Linked DNA regions of Homo sapiens: region 1 is linked to region 2. Evidence: chromatin loops called from intact Hi-C (ENCODE). Cell type or tissue: CD14-positive monocyte. All regions are shown on one strand. Links, peaks and the distances in the headings refer to the core of each region. The heading gives the core; the rest is flanking DNA. Region 1 overlaps LOC105377549 (a long non-coding RNA gene). Region 2 holds the start of LOC124900870 (a long non-coding RNA gene).

Region 1 (8,505 bases), core at 2,700-5,199, 88 kb before region 2:
ACTCAGGAGCAGGTTGTTCAGTTTCCATGTAGTTGTGCAGTTTTGAGTGAGTTTCTTAATCCTGAGTTCTACTTTGATTGCACTGTGGTCTGAGAGACTGTTATGATTTCTGTTCTTTTGCATTTGCTGAGGAGTGTTTCACTTCCAATTATGTAGTCAATTTTAGAATAAGTGCGATGTGGTGCCGAGAAGAATGTATATTCTGTTAATTTGGGGTGGAGCGTTCTGTAGATGTCTATTAGGTCTGCTTGGTCCAGAGCTGAGTTCAAGTCCTGAATATCCGTGTTGATTTTCTGTCTTGATCTGTCTAATATTGACAGTGGGATGTTAAAGTCACCCACTATTATTGTATGGGAGTCTAAGTCTCTTTGTAGGTCTCTATGAACTTAATTTATGAATCTGGGTGCTCCTGTATTGGGTGCATATATATTTGGGATAGCTAGCTCTTCTTGCTGTATTGATCCCTTTACCACTATGTAATGCCCTTCTTTGTCTCTTTTGATCTTTGTTGGTTTAAAGTCTGTTTCATCAGAGATTAGGATTGCAACTCCTGCTTTTTTTTACTTTCCATTTGCTTGTAAATATTCCTCCATCTCTTTATTTTGAGCCTATGTGTGTTTTTGCATGTGAGATGGGTCTCCTGAATATAGTACACTGATGGGTCTTGACTCTTTATCCAATTTGCCAGTCTGTGTCTTTTAATTGGGGCACTTAACCAGTTTACATTTAAGGTTAATATTGTTATGTGTGAATCTGATCCTGTCATTATGATACCAGCTGGTTGTTTTGCCTGTTAGTTGATGCAGTTTCTTCGTAGAGTCGATGTCCTTTACAATTTGGTATGTTTTTTGAGTGGCTAGTACCGGTTGTTCCTTTCCATGTTTAGTGCTTCCTTCAAGAGCTCTTGTAAAGCAGGCCTGGTGGTGACAAAAATCTCTCAGCATTTGCTTGTCTGTAAAGGATTTTATTTCTCCTTCGCTTATGAAGGAGAAGCTTATTTTGGCTGGATATGAAATTCTGGGTTGAAATTCTTTTAAGAATGTTGAATATTGGTCCCCAATCTCTTCTGGCTTGTAGAGTTTCTGCCGAGAGATCCGCTGTTAGTCTGATGGGTTCCTCTTTGTGGGTAACCTGACCTTTCTCTGTGGCTGCCCTTAACATTTTTTCCTTCATTTCAACCTTGGTGAATCTGATGATTATGTGTTTTGGGGTTGCTCTTCTCGAGGAGTATCTTTGTGGTGCTCCTGTATTTCCTGAAGTTGAATGTTGGCCTGTCTTGCTAGGTTGGGGAAGTTCTCCTGGATAATATCCTGAGGAGTGTTTTCCAACTTGATTGCATTCTCCTCGTCACTTTCAGGTACACCAATCAAATGTTGATTTGGTCTTTTCACATAGTCCCATATTTCTTGGAGGCTTTGTTCATTCCTTTTTAGTCTTTTTTCTCTAATCTTGTCTTCTCTCTTTATTTCATTAAGTTGATCTTCAATCACTGATATCCTTTCTTCCACTTGATCGATTCGGCTATTGAAACTTGTGCGTGCTTCATGAAGTGAAGTTTTTCAGCTCCGTCAGGTCATTTATGTTCTTCTCTACACTGGTTATTCTAGCTAGCAGTTCATCTAACGTTTTTTCAAGGTTCTTAGCTTCCTTGCATTGGGTTAGAACCTGTTCCTTTAGCTCGGAGGAGTTTGTTATTACCCACCTTCTGAAGCCGAGTTCTGTCAATTCATCAAACTCATTTTTCTTCCAGCTTTGTTCCCTTGCTGGCAAGGAGTTGTTATCCTGTGGAAGAGAAAAGGCATTCTGTCTTTTGGAATTTTCAGCCTTTTTGTGCTGGCTTCTCCCCATCTTTGTGGATTTATCTACCTTTGGTCTTTGATGTTGGTGACCTTCAGATGGGGTCTTTGAGTGGACGTGCTATTCCTTTCTGTTTGTTTGTTTTCATTCTGACAATCTGACAATCAGGCCCCTCTGCTGCCCGTCTGCTGGAGTTTGCTGGAGGTCCATTCCCAACCCTGTTTGCCTGCTATCAGCAGCGAAGGCTGCAGAACAGCAAAGATTGCTGCCTGATCTTTCCTCTGGAAGCTTCATCCCAGAGTGCACCTGCCAGATGCCAGCCAGAGCTCTCCTGTATGAAGTGTCTCCTTTGTCCTGCAATTCTCTGTCTCTAAATGCAGGCTTTCAGCAATATTTGCCTCCCTCTAGCCCTTTAGTTCTAGCTACCTTTCACTTTACTGGGCTTTGACATCTCATGAAGTTCTCCCTACAAAAGTGGGGTCCTGCATTCCCCTACTATTTGAGCTCCCCTCACACTGTACTTTGAATATTTTCACATAGAAAGTTCTAGAAGGACAAATCAAGGGCATGACACTGGGAGCAAGAATGTAAGAGAGCATGTGGCTTAGGTGAAGGAGTGGACCTGCCTAAAGGAAAGTTTCAGTCACAAAGATCTGGATAGCTCAGACCGTGCCTGCTGCTCAGACACCTGCGTTTATTTCTACCTTTTTTTTTTTTTTTGCTTGGCATATTTTATACTACTTCAAAGGTAAACTACCATCTTTCATGATAAACCTATATAATATATTGGTATATAATAACCCTAGAAATTATTTTACAAGCCAGTTTGTCATAGGTGAGTGGTGACTATCTGGGCCAATGGTGCAGGTGATAAGAAGTTACCAAAACAGTAATAGGTAAAGGAGGGCAGATTTATTAGAGAAGATAAGAAAATATATTACAAGGGAGCAACAGGCAGACTAGCAAGAGAGGAGCTGACTGCAAGGAGATAAAGGCTGGCTGGGGAATAGGGTGCTTGTGCTGTGTGCTAATGAGGGTTTTGTGCAGTATTGATAATGCCAAGGTTGCAGTGAGCTAACATGTATTTTTTATCAGCCGAGGATCTGGTGATAACTGGGTGCAGGAAGATTGTTAGTTATTTGCACAGGAGAGCTATGTGCCCTGGACCATGAAAAAAAGGCAGACTTATAGCTTATCTGCTTCCTTCTTTTTGCTTTCTCTTGGAAAGGAGCCAGCCTGACTCTTTTTCTCAATTAGGACTCCATACAATTAGAAGGATTGACTTTAGGATAGTTAGTGGAAAACATGAAGTTCAACTCCTAGCATGCCTTCCTTCTGCTACTTTACTAACAATGTGAACATAGGTGAGTTCAAGAAGCCTGGGTGCCTGCCATTGGCACTATCACCTTTTGAGAAAATGGTCCTAACCTGTTTTTTCCTTTTCTCCTTAGTCACTGTTGCTTCTACCATATGATCTTTAGGGAACTGCAAAATACTGCTAACTTAAAGGCACAGGAAGGTACTATATTTACTCTGCACATGTCAAAGGTAACTTTATATGAAGGGCAGGTAAGGAAATCCAGCCACCTTTATTGTGGTTGGCATGCATTCTGCCCAAAACAGATATTCTATATCAAAAAGCTAGAAACAAATAAAATCATAATGATCATTTTTAATTGTTACTATTGAAAAGTATTGTACTGGTTTTTCAAAATACATTATTTCATTTAATCTTTATGATACAATGTGAGTAGAGGTTAAGACTCCATTTTTACAGACAAGAAAATGAAAGCTTTTAGAGAAGTTGAGTAAAATGCCAGAAATAGTCAACCCCACTGGAAATGAGGGAAAAAAATGCCTGAGATAACATAGCAGGTAAGTGGCAGAGATAGAATTTGTTTGTTTGTCTCTTTGTTTATTTATTTATTTATTTATTGAGACAGAGTCTTGCTTTGTTACCCAGGCTAGAGTGTAGTGGCACAATCTCAGCTCACTGTAACCTCCACCTCCCGGGTTCAAATGCTTCTCCTGCCTCCGTCTCCTGTGTAGCTGGGATTACAGGCGTGCACCACCATGCCTAGCTATTTTTTTTATTTTTAGTATAGTCACAATTTCACCATGTTGGCAAGGCTGGTCTCAAACTCCTGACCTCAAGTGATGGGCCCACCTCAGCCTCCCAAATGGCAGAGATAGAATTTAAACCAAATAAACAACATGTATGAAAATGTATTAATAATTAATACTTATAAAAGGCAAGGTGTAGCTACGACCAGAAAAAGAGAACTTTGACATTATGTGTAAAAATCAGCCTAAAGACTTCATTCATTCAAGTTCACGGTGAGTCATAGCTCTTCCAGGCTGCAAGTAGATCTAATTGGCAACTGACTTCTTAAAAAAGAGAAGCAAAAAGACAATTTTCAACTTTTTCTTGTCAACTCATTTCAAAAGGAAGTTAAGGTTATCATATTCAATATCACCGTCTCTTAGTACAAACTGGAATGTTATTTTTCCCTGTTATGGATTCCTGATATTTTCAGTTAAGTTTATTTATTTAATTCCTCCCATACAGCATACATCACTCTCTATCCTGGAGATGCAACAGTAAACAAGGAAAGCAGTGTCCCTTCTGTCATGGAGTTTATATTCTAGTACAGGAAGCATAAATTAATAAATTACAAATCAGGATTCATGACATAATAGTTTATAAGAGCTTAGATACAGAATTTAAAAATGGGCTTGTCAGGAAAGATGTCTTTAAGCAAATTTAGTGGATTTCGTATGCTTTGCTCTATCCAGCTGCATCTCATGGATCCGTGAACTATTTGTTCTCAGTGCTTAGAAAATTTTGGTAAGACTTGGTCAAGGGGCCTACTCTGCCTACCACAGAGAGAGAATTATGAGTCCTTTCTCCTCAACAGTGATTAGTTTGAGGATGAGCACATAGCCAAGCAAGGCCAACCAGGGAGGAAGCTTAACTTTAAGTAGGAAGAAGTTCCCATCCTAATAGAGTTGCTTAGCTTGTAAGAAGTGGGCTGCTATCAAATTTGCAACTTAGAGGGAATTTGTTCAAGAATTTAGAAAGAAATGGAGCCATCAATACCAAATACAATTGTGATGACAGCAAGAATCTACTTCTGCACATTTTAGTTTGAGGCTAATAAATTTCCCTTAAATTGTTTTAGCTAGTTTGTGTTTGGTTCTTTTATCACTATACTGAAAGAATCAACAATTTTTCACGGTTGGCACGGAATCTTTGGTATGATTAATGTGAAGGAAACAGTTCTATGAGGACTATGGACAAAATAACATTCCTGGCAGAGAAATGGGCATCAGAAAATTTCTCAAGGTGGAAAATAATATTATATGTTCTAGAAACAACTGCATAATCCATTAAGAGAAGGCAACAAACAATGGTCACTACCACTATTAAAAAATCAACATTGCGCTGAAATTTCCTTGCCAATAAAAGAAAAAAGTAAAAGAAATTAAGGATAGCAGGGTAAAAAAAGAAGAGACATAACTGTTATATGTAAACATTTGTCTACATAAACAAATTCAAAAATATGTATAGACAACCTGTTAGAGTTTAGCAGGAGCTCTGCAGAGAGATCAATATAGTCAATGATGCTTTTGCACAACATCAATAACCTATTAGAGAATATAATAATATAAAAGATTCTATTTGTGATACCAGCAATAAACATAGAGTTCCTAGGAACAAAACATGCAAAATGATGTACAAAACTGCTATTCAGAAAATTACAGAATCTAACAGATGGACATAAAACAAAGTGAATATATCTTGAGAAAGGCATAATTAATAAGTAGGAAGATTCACTGTTGTAAATATTTCTATTTCCTCTCAAATTTACCTAGAAGTTGAACGTGATTCCAATGAGAATATTCAGAAAACTTTTCACGATGCTACATAAGTGAATTAGAAAAATAGAAGTCCAAGAACACCCCAGAAAATTTGGAAACCCAGCCAGGCCATTCAAGTCAAATAGCTCTTCTTCAGTATCCTGCTCAAAGGGTGCTCTACCACTAAGAGCACTACAGTGTCCCAAGGGCTCCTGAGTCATACAGAATCCAAGGCTTCACCCAGGCTTACGGAATTAGATATATTAACAAAAATCCCCAAGTAAGCTACGTTTGCAAGAAAGTTTTCAAAGCAATCACCTAGTGTTCATCATTGTACCTTCTCTTTATAGATCTGACCTTTTTGACCTTTGATTATAAATTAAGGCACAGGCTTTTAGGCTCAAAATCCCAAGATTTAGATAACATGGTTTGTGTTAATTCTATAAGATTTGTTTAATATGGTCAAGAACTGATCTAAATGTTCCAGATGCATTTTCTTTATATAAAAAGGTGAGAAGAGTGAAAATCTGTCTCAAAAACAAAAAAGAAACACACACACACACACGAAGAGGCAGGCAGATCACAAGGTCAGGAGTTTGAGGCCAGCCTGGCCAACATAGTGAAACCCCATCTCTACTAAAAATACGAAAACAATTAGCTGGGCGTGGTGGCAGGCACCTGTAATCCCAGCTACTTGGGAGGCTGAGGCAGGAGAATCACTTGAACCTGGGAGGCAGAGGTTGCAGTGAGCTGAGATTGTGCCACTGCACTCCAGCCTGGGCGACAGTGCGAGACTCTATCAAACACACACACACACACACACACACACACACACAAGAAATATTATCCCAAATTAGTCATGTATACGTTGCATCCTACCATATTTAATTAAGGAATGCTATTTTATCTATTCTCTCTCCATAAGTCACTTCTCAAATGACATACAGAGAAATAAATGAGTAACGTCATAGGTTATACATGCAGGTAAAATAGGGAAGTAGTGAGTGCTCTCTAATACTTCAGTAGTAATATTGCCTTTTCTTTCTTTGCTCAATTTAGTGTTTAATTTTTGTGGTTGGCTTTCTTGTTCTTTTTTATGGTAGCAACACGCAAGCCTTTACTGGTTTTGAAGTTTACCCTGCTAAAATTCTTCCTGTAAATACAGGAACTTCCCTCTCTATTACAGTTCCTGTAAATACAGGAACTGTTAACTTCCCTCTCTATTATCAGAAGATCAAGATCCTGAGACATTTATTTGTTCCTTCCATCATCATAGCATTACCAGTGTATCAGAGTAATAGTCATAGAACAGAACAAATGTACTTTTTCTCCTTTGTATTTCCTTTTACCAACTTCATCTGTATTCCATGGAAGTCATTCCTTTGCCTTAAGGTGGCTTCAGATTCCTAGTAAAGAATGTGAAGGTAAATAGAATGAATATTCGGGCTTCAGATACAGGAGACTTTCGAGACTACAATAAGATTATAGACTTAAATAAAAAGCTTTGTCAAAAGAAGGATGTTCTAAATGCTTTAGGAGCCCAATAATATAACAAGGACAGAAATGGTCTAATTGTTAAGATTTCAGTAAGCCACGGATATTTATAAACCAATGGAGGGTGGAAGAATATGCTTCCCCTACCCCCAATATACCTCTTTGATATAAGGATTTTTTTCATATAAAGGCACTTGATAAACAGCAGAAGCAAAAGGACATTCTAATCTTCTCTTTTCTTCCTAAAAACAGGAGATAAAAACTGCCATGTAAAAAATGCCCTCTCTGTACCAGGAGAAAAAAATATTTGACAGAGAATCATAGCCAAGAGAATTCTGTACAAACAGACTTTGTTAAAATAATTCTTATCTTTCATTAGCCTCCCCACATAATTTAGTTACTTTTCCAGAATTGCTGCTCTTTGTTAAACCTGATAATATGGTTTAGATGTTTTTTTCCACTCCAAGTCTCATGATGTAATGTGATCCTCAGTGTGGGAGGTGGGGTTTGGTGGGAGGTGTTTGAGTGGATCCCTCATGAATGGTGATATGGGTTGGCTGTGTCTACCCCCAGATCTCATCTTGAATTGTAGCTCCCATAATTCCCTTGTGTTGTGGAAGGGACCAAGTGGGAGATATTTGAATCATGGGGGCAGTTTCTCCCATACTGTTCTCATGGTATTGAATAAGTCTCACAAGATCTGATGGTTTTATAAGGGGAAACTCCTTTCTCTTGGCTCTCATTCTCTTCTGCTGTCTGCCACCATGTGAGATGTGCCTTTCACCTTCTGTCATGATAGTAAGGCCTCACCAGCCATGTGGAACTGTGAGTCCATTAAACCTCTTTCTTTTGTAAAATGCCCAGTCTTGGGTATGTCTTTATCAGCAGTGTGAAAACGGACTGGTAATAGACTGGTAATGTACAGTAATGGACTGGTACCAGTAGAGTGGGGCACTGCTGAAAAGATACCAAAAAATGTGGAATTGACTTTGAAACGGGGTAATAGGCAGGGGTTGGAACAGTCTGGAGGGCTCATAAGAAGATAGGAAAATGTGGGAAAGTTTGGAATTTCCTAGAGACATGTTGAATAGCTTCACCCAAAATGCTGATAATGATATGGACAATAAAGACCAGGCTGAGGTGGTCTCAGATGGAAATGAGGAAATGTTGGGAACTGGAGCAAAAGTGACTCTTGTTATGTTTTAGCAAAGGTACTGGCAGCATTTTACCCCTGCCCTAGAGATTTGTGGAACTTTGAACTTGAGAGAGATGATTTAGGGTACCTGGTGGAAGAAATTTCTAAGCAGCAAAGCATTCAAGAGATGACTTGGATGCTGTTAAAGGCATTCAGTT
Region 2 (7,832 bases), core at 2,568-5,067:
GCCTCATTAATCCTGACAAAATCCCTACGAAGTATTTAAATGGTTTGTAGCGGAAACATTTTTGTTTTAGCAGGAGAAAGAAAAACCTTATGCCAAACAAGAAATTTGCATATTTTGCCTAAAATTACCCACAACATTGAGGAGCAATCTACAAGAAACTGGATCTGTGAACCTCCAGCTGAGTGTCTGTAAGGAGGATGAGAAATAGTGAGATAAACAGATGGGGAATAAGGAAGGAGATGTTTTCTTCTTTCCTTTATTCCTATCTGAACTGCCTACAAAAAAACAGATGAGGCCAATTCCCAAAGTGTCTTTTCTTTAAAAGAAGTTTTGTAATGGTGCTATATTCTCTCCACACAGTGAAACTGTGCAAAAACTGAATTTTCCTTCACTGTGGGTCACCGGGAACATACCTGGTCTTATCTCATTGTCAAGCCAATCAGTTTCTATTGTTATCGTTACTTAGAGCTTCCCCTCCTGGACAGTTTCTGTGCTTCTGAGCAGAGGAAGACCTTGATTTCTAGGCAAGACACTGAGATGCCTATTCTTGGAAAATTATGCTAATGTTTTCTTTCTTTCTTCTTTCCTTTCTTCCCTCTGCCTCCCTTTCTGTCTCTCTCCTTCTTCCTCTCCTGGTCTTGGTCTTTGTCTCTACCTCTTTCTCTCTCTCTCCTACTCTTTGTAAAACAGACTATTGCCTCTAATTCCACAAGATACTTAGGTTACTTGCACAGTTACAGATAAAACTCATAGGGCTTATCAGTAGGAATTTTTCTAACAATAACTTGTGCAGTTACTCATACAGCATATCATATGCTCCCACTGTTGCAGATTCAAAAAGTTGACAGAAATTAGGGAAATTTAATTCCAGAGCAGAGTGCCAGTGAGCCAGGATAGTTACACAAAAGTAAGTTTCAAAAGACAATTTCAGTGTCAGGATTCAATTGAAAAGGCTGATAACTTCAGTTTTCTTCATATGTCCAGATATATTTAACAACAAAATTCTAAAAACTTTTTTGTTTTAAAAGGGAGGAGTGTTCTAACTCTCAGAACCAAAAATATATTCACTGATTAAAGTTTTGTTGACCTTAGTTCATAAAGGATATTAAATTTAAAAAATCCTAAGAATTTATGAAATGTGGAAAAAAAACATATTAAGAGCCTCCTCCAAGTCTAGGCAATGGGCTTCTGAAAGTTGTCTTCTCTTGATACCGGGTACTGAGGAATAGGGCCTGTTTTGACGCCAGCTGAAAAGACACTCAAATTACTAATGACCCATTAGCAACATATTCCCATTCAAGACTCTACATCATTTCTCCACAGAGGACTTTGGGTGTTCACTCGAGTGCTCTGAGGTTTAGGTCAGTGTTGCTAGGACCCTCCAGAGGGCCTCCTGTCTGATAAGACTTCCTACTGGATAATCACAGAATGAATAAAGTTATTCTCTCCACTATGCACGGGAGGGTCCAAACAGTATGTGGAATCTTTTAAGAGCAGAAAACCTGCATTTCCTTCTCCCCATCATAGTGTGAAATTAGGAGAAGCTAATCTGACAACTCGTTCATGACCAGGAGGGCTAAATTGCCAAAAAGTAAAAAGAGCCAGTCCTGAAGAATTTTCTAGGACTGATATGATTTGGCTGTGTCCCCACTCAAATATAATCTTGAATTGAAGTTCCCATAATTCCCACGTGTTGTGAGAGGGACCTGGTGGGAGATAATTGAATTACAGGGACAGTTTCCCCCATACTGTTCTCGTGGTAGTGAATAAGTCTCACAAAATCTGATGATTTTATAAGGGATTTCCCTTTTCACTTGGCTCTCATTCTCTCTTTTCTGCCACCACATAAGACGGGCCTTTTGCCTTCCGCCACACAAGACAGACCTTTTGCCTTCTGCCATGATTGTGAGGCTTCCCCAGCCATGTGGAACTGTGAGCCCATTAAACCTCTTTTTCTGTATAAATTACCCAGTCTTGGGTATGTCTTTATCAACAGCATGAAAACAGACTAATACGAGGACACTACCCAAAAGTTCAGAAAGAATAAATACATTGCAAAGATGAAACTGCTCAATCGAGTGGAAAGAAGTTTCCTTCCCCAAATTTAAAAACCAAATGTATAGGCTGACATCCAGTATTATACACAACATATTTGTTTTCATTACTATGAAAAGTATGACAAATGCAAAAATGGAAAATAAAGACCTAAGTGGGTGATTGTCACCAGAAGTTTCACTGACGTTCTTCCCCTTGATTCTGTCCCGTCAAGTCAATTCTTGTGGTTAGCATCATGATGGAGCATTCTACTCCCTTTCTCTTCTCAGGAGAGATGCCTGAATTTCTTTGTTCCTTCCCAACATCCTAGATCCTATAACAATAAAACAGGCAAAATACAGTTGCTGTGGTTCCATTGCCCCTGACTGCAATTCATTCTCCAAGTTAAACCAAGATAATCTTTCAAACACCCAAAGCTTAGAGGTCTCCCTAGGTTTTAAAGCCATTCAGTGACTTCCTATTGTCTGAGAGTGAAATATGAAGTCCATCTTATGGCTTAAAATGTTCGTAGTGATGTGCCTCCTTTCTTCTTCTCCAGCCTCATCTTCTGCCATTCCCTCATCCCGCATCAGCACCCCGTGTTCTAGCCTTTATTTTAATTGTTCAGATACACAGTATTCTCCCTTTCTCCTGGATGCTAGAATCTTCAGCTCCTTCTGTTTTGCACTACCCCTTCTTCCCTTCTCCTAACTTCTATTCTACCCATAAACATTTTTCAGACTTCAGGAGAAATAGCACTTCCTACAGGAGACTTGCCTCTTCTACCTCACCATGTTAAGCCCCTCTGACATGCGCTCCCATATACCTGCCTGTGACCAAATTATTGTCTGCATCCCCAAAGAGGCTACAAGCTCCATGGAGGTAAGATCATTTGTTTTATTTACTGCATGTACTCATGCCCTAGTACAGGACATATCTGTGGTGGCCAAAACACATTTGTTGAATAAATTGTACAAATTATATGAGCACAACCTATTAAGTAGAAGTTACTTTAGAGTAGTTGTTTATAACTGATACCACCCAATATTGGAACACATGGGTAGAAATTTTTCAAAAATTCTTCCTCAGCCTTCAGGTCCACCTGTAAGTGATGAATTTCTTTTCCTCTTTCTCTGTGTCACAGATTACCACCACTTGACCATTTGGCAACTGAATAACTTTGACCATTAGATGCTTCTCCCGTTACTGAACTGAACTGCCTTTCTGTTCTTGCCATTTGCAGGAATGTGTGTTTTGTTAAGTACAAGTCACAAGACTGGCTCAATCCTTAATGCATCCATCTGTTGGTTTCCCCAGTATAGTTTAGTCAGTAAACAGAATTCCATTTCCAGATTGGAAAATCTATGTTTTGTGGGCTGAATTGTGTATTCCCCCACAAATCCTTACATTGAATCCCTACCACCTAATACCTGAGAATGTAGCTCTATTTGAAGTTAGAGCCTTTAAAGAGGTGATTAAGTTAAAATAAGACCATGCGGACTGTAATCCAATCTTGCTAGTGTCCTTATAAGAAGAGGAAATTTGGACACACACACAGACACACATTCACAGAGAAAAAGCCGTGTGAGGACGCAGCGAGAAAGTGACCATCTGAAAGCCAAGGAGAGAGGCCTGAAGAAACCAAACCTTCCAAAACCTTGATCTTGGACTTCCAGCCTCAGGAATTGTGAGACAATAAATTTCTGTTGTTTAAGCCACCAAGTCTATGGTATTTTGTTATAGCAGCCCTGGGAAACACCAAGAAAAGTTAGAAACATCTCACCATATTCTGGAGTTGAAAATCTATCTGTATCATTGTTCTTTCTCCATTTTCAACTAAGTATCTCTTAATCCAGAAATAAATATGAATATTAAGGAAGAAACTTAATAAGAATATTTCATTGATCACCAAATTTGTGCCAGGCATTGTACTGGGTGCTTCAAGGAATGTCATTTTGTTCCCCTTTTAACAGCTCAGGAAACAGGATCAGAGAGGTTACGTAATCACCCAAAGATCATACAATTAGCAAAGGGGATGAGACAGCATTTGAATGTAGATCTAAGAGAATTCAGTGGAGTAGACAAAGCAAAGGCTTTGGAGCCATGTGACTTGGATGTGTACCCAAGTTTGTTGCTAAGTTCTGGTATCAGTCCCTTGTCTTCCATGAGGCTCATTTTCTTCAACTGTAAAATGAGGATACTACTACTTACCTTGCAGGGTTAGCAAGAAAACTAAATGAAATAACTTACAAAGGAACAAAAACATAGTAGCTATTTAAAAAGTCAGCTCCTCTATTGTAGCTTGTGGTAGCAAAGTCAAAACAAGCCCCAGACCCCAGTACTAGCAGTAACTGTCTTATGCCAGCAGTGGTTTTTGTTTGTTTGTTTCAATAAAGAAAAAGCTTATTTTTGTATTGATTGATATGTCATTATTTTAAAATTCAGTAAACATGTCTATCAGGTGAGTGACTGGCCTGCCTCTGAGCCTGGGCCTGTGATTGAGTGCTTCTTGGAATGTCTGTGCTCACCAGTGTGCATGGGATAAAGGAAAAATCAATTTAAGACTAGCCTGGCCTAACAGGTCAGAACTGAGCTGACAGACACTAGGGTATGGGAAAATATATATTTGCTCAAAGAGTGCTGATTTCAGTCTATATTCAACTTGTATTTCTTAAATAAATCGCCATTCAGACAGGGCTAAAAGTACTGCTCAGCTACAGTTATCTCAAAATTAAGAGTTTAATTTTCAAAAAAGAAGTAATACTCAGTAGTCAGCCACACCTTGTGTCAAAGCCTCCTCCTTCATTTTCTAGATAAGTGACCTTGACCAGATTCCCCAAACTCCTTAAACGTGTTTTGCTCATCTATAAAATTACCACAATAATAACTACCTCACAGCTTGGTTGTAAATAATAAACGCAATTATATATGTATAGTGCTTAATGATAATAGCATTTATATAACATTTGCTATGTGCCGGTCACTGGTCTAAGCACTTGACTTGTATCTAACTTAGTATAGTCTTCACAACAACTTTATGAAATAGGTGCTGCTATTATCCTCATTTTACTGATGAGGAAGCTGAGATTCAGATAAATTAAGTAACTATCCAAAAGTCACAGAGCTAGTAGATGGTAGAGCTGGATTAAAACCCAAGCGGTCTGATTCCAGAGGCTGTATGTGTAGACAGTAAGAGATGGCTGCTTCTGAGTAAATGTTCAACACTCAACACTTGTAATTGCATTAAAGGAATAATCACCTCTCTTAACTTTGCATCATTGCGCTGCATTTGTTTTTAAGAGAACTTCGTTTGCAAAACTAAATCAAATACAGCTCTCTACATGCTAGGAAGCCATGTGTCAGTTAAAACATAGCCACTCTCCATGCCCTCAGGCCTTTGCCGTTTGATACCCGCTCCTCTTGAGTATCTTTGCCCTCCCACTTTCTTCAACTGTTTTCCTATGCAGCTATCAGATCTCTACCATGGAAATACCAATCACAGGATCATAAGGAGCTTACTCTCTCTGGATGTCTTCAAAGAGGGCTCTGTCTTTTTCTCTGGATCCCTTCCAGCTGACGCAGCACAGGGCCACCCAAAGTACACGCGCAATACACGCTGACCAAAGAAAAGTATATATAAATATGAGATATGTGTTCAAGAGAAGATGGAAAATTTTAATAGGATGGTGAGATTTCCCATATGTTGTGATTATCTTTTTATATAACAGAAATATATTGATAATGGGTTTTTGGAGAAGAATGTTCCCATATTTTATATTAAAAGTCTATTTTGAATTTAAAATATCTATAGAACATTATATGTGGTATATTATAAAACCAAAAAAGGGCTGCTTACCCAGTCAACATCTCCCCACTCCTCTGATTTTTATATGCATTTCTCAGCTTCTATGTTCAGGACATTACATCAGCTATATATTTCTGTCATCACAGTGATTTGTGTTATTAAAAACATAATTCTTAGCTAAAACAAAGTTAAATTTGAGATAAACCATCATCCATATAATTTTGTAAGAACATTCTTATTTATAGGCTATACAGGTGAGTGTCCCTTATCCAAAATGCTTAGGACTAGAAGTATTTCAGATTTCAGAATTTTGGGGGGATTTTGTATTTGCATGTACATAATGAGATACCTTGGGGCTGAGACCTAAGTCTAACCATAAAATTTATTTGTTTCACATACATATTATACATATAGCCTGAAAATAATCTTTTGCATTTTAATAATTTTGTACATGAAACCAAGTTTGTATCTAGTACTTACATGTGGAATTTTCCACTTGTCATGTTTCAGATTGTTGGAGCACTTTTTAACAAAAACTTTCATTTAAAAAAGATTATTGCTTAGGAGTGGGGGCCAGGGAGGCAGTGTATAATGACACTATCTTTGTTTTGCTAGATAAGTAAGTAATTTATGTCTATTTGGAGACTTTATGGCAATAAATGATCTAGTAGGTTAGCCAATTTGGTTGCCCTGATGGCTATCTACCAAAAAGATTTAATTTGCCCCGTGTTCTACATGATTTAGTCATCAGGGACATTTGGGAGGATTTTTTCTATTGGGAGATATATTAGGTTAGGCTGTGATAGAAAATAGAAACAAACATGCAAAGGCTCAACAGATAAGAAGTTTATATCTTGCTTACATCACAGTCCAGGAAGGCTCAGATTTTGGAGCAATTAGGATTTCAGATTTTTAGATCAGGGATGCTAAACCTGTGACTGACACACAGCTTCCTGGCATGTAAAGAAGGGCCACAAGAAAGACATGGGGCATGGAACACCTCAGATGTGATGCCCAGGAGTTTAGATATTTTAAGGATTTTAAACATGAGAATATCTAAACACGATCAGATCAGTTTTAGAAATTTTCCTAGGAGAAGTGCAGAAGGTAAATTGGATTTAAGAAATGTGGAGCAATTAAATGAAATAAGTCAGGTACAGAAAGATAAATATTGCATGTTCTTAGTCATATGTGAAAGCTAAAAAAAAACCTTATAGAAGTAGAGAGTAGAATTGTGGTTATCAGAGGCTGGGAAGGGTAAGGGGAGATGTGTATAGGGAGAGGCTGGTTTACGGATACGAAGAAACAGCTAGATTAGAGGATAAGTTCTAGTGTTTTCTAGAACACATGTAAGGTGAATATGGTTAACAATAATTTAGTGTATAGGTTCTAAAAGCCAGAAGAGAGGATTTTGAATGTACACAACACAAGCAATGATAAACATTTGAGTTAATAAATATGCTAATAATCAAATATCCTGATTTTGTCACTATACATTGTATACATGTATTGATATATCACTCCGTACATATATATCACTCTGTATATATAGATCACATAAATATGCACAGTTATTCCATGTCAACTAAAAAGGGAAAAAATCCTTCCTTACAAAGATCACTGTTTGGTAAGCAGTTTAATTCACTGTAATAAAAGCATCTCACAATGCGAAAAAAAGTGGGGGGCGTATTTGGAGGTAATGAGAAGCTAACTGCTGTTTGCTATCATAGGAGAAAATATGAATCTGGACAGTGGCAGTGGAAATTGAGAGGAGGGAAAGGGATGAAGGGGTACTAAGTTTTCTCTAGACCTCAGTCCTTGCTATCTACTAAAAAAACCTATTCTTCACATTTTTCTCTATCTCACATTTATTATTCATTAATATTTCAGAAGTAATATGTTGGGACTAATATTAATGTATTAATACTTTGTGGCAGGCTCTGTAATAGTGTTTAATATGCTTCACCTATTTTAATTTTCACCTTTTTTTTTT

The links. A loop is a pair of places that touch in the nucleus more often than their neighbours do. Peaks named below come from ENCODE experiments on the same cell type or tissue, not always from the same donor. Only the 100,000 strongest peaks of a DNase experiment are listed, where the experiment ranks them.
Region 1: it touches region 2 in a loop (2.4-fold over the local background); 4 of 110 quality-filtered maps call a loop at or near these places.

The regions. Positions count from the first base shown.
Region 1 is chr4:174,612,515-174,621,019 of GRCh38, reverse strand. LOC105377549 (a long non-coding RNA gene) reads right to left here. Exons shown (of 4, transcript XR_939492.3): 4 at 6,523-7,064. Among named protein-coding and RNA genes, the nearest start is that of HPGD, 94 kb to the right of the region's middle. RefSeq lists a silencer at 6,996-7,196. In CD14-positive monocyte, for the core only: no CTCF peak of the experiment used is centred there; a DNase peak (open chromatin) is centred at 4,149; H3K4me3 peaks cover 539 bases; H3K27ac peaks cover 602 bases.
Region 2 is chr4:174,524,630-174,532,461 of GRCh38, reverse strand. LOC105377548 (a long non-coding RNA gene) reads right to left here. Exons shown (of 7, transcript XR_007058492.1): 3 at 5,554-5,650; 4 at 1-2,368. It overlaps LOC124900870 (a long non-coding RNA gene), which reads left to right and starts at 2,775. Exons shown (of 2, transcript XR_007058494.1): 1 at 2,775-2,916; 2 at 3,179-3,752. In CD14-positive monocyte, for the core only: no CTCF peak of the experiment used is centred there; a DNase peak (open chromatin) is centred at 4,041.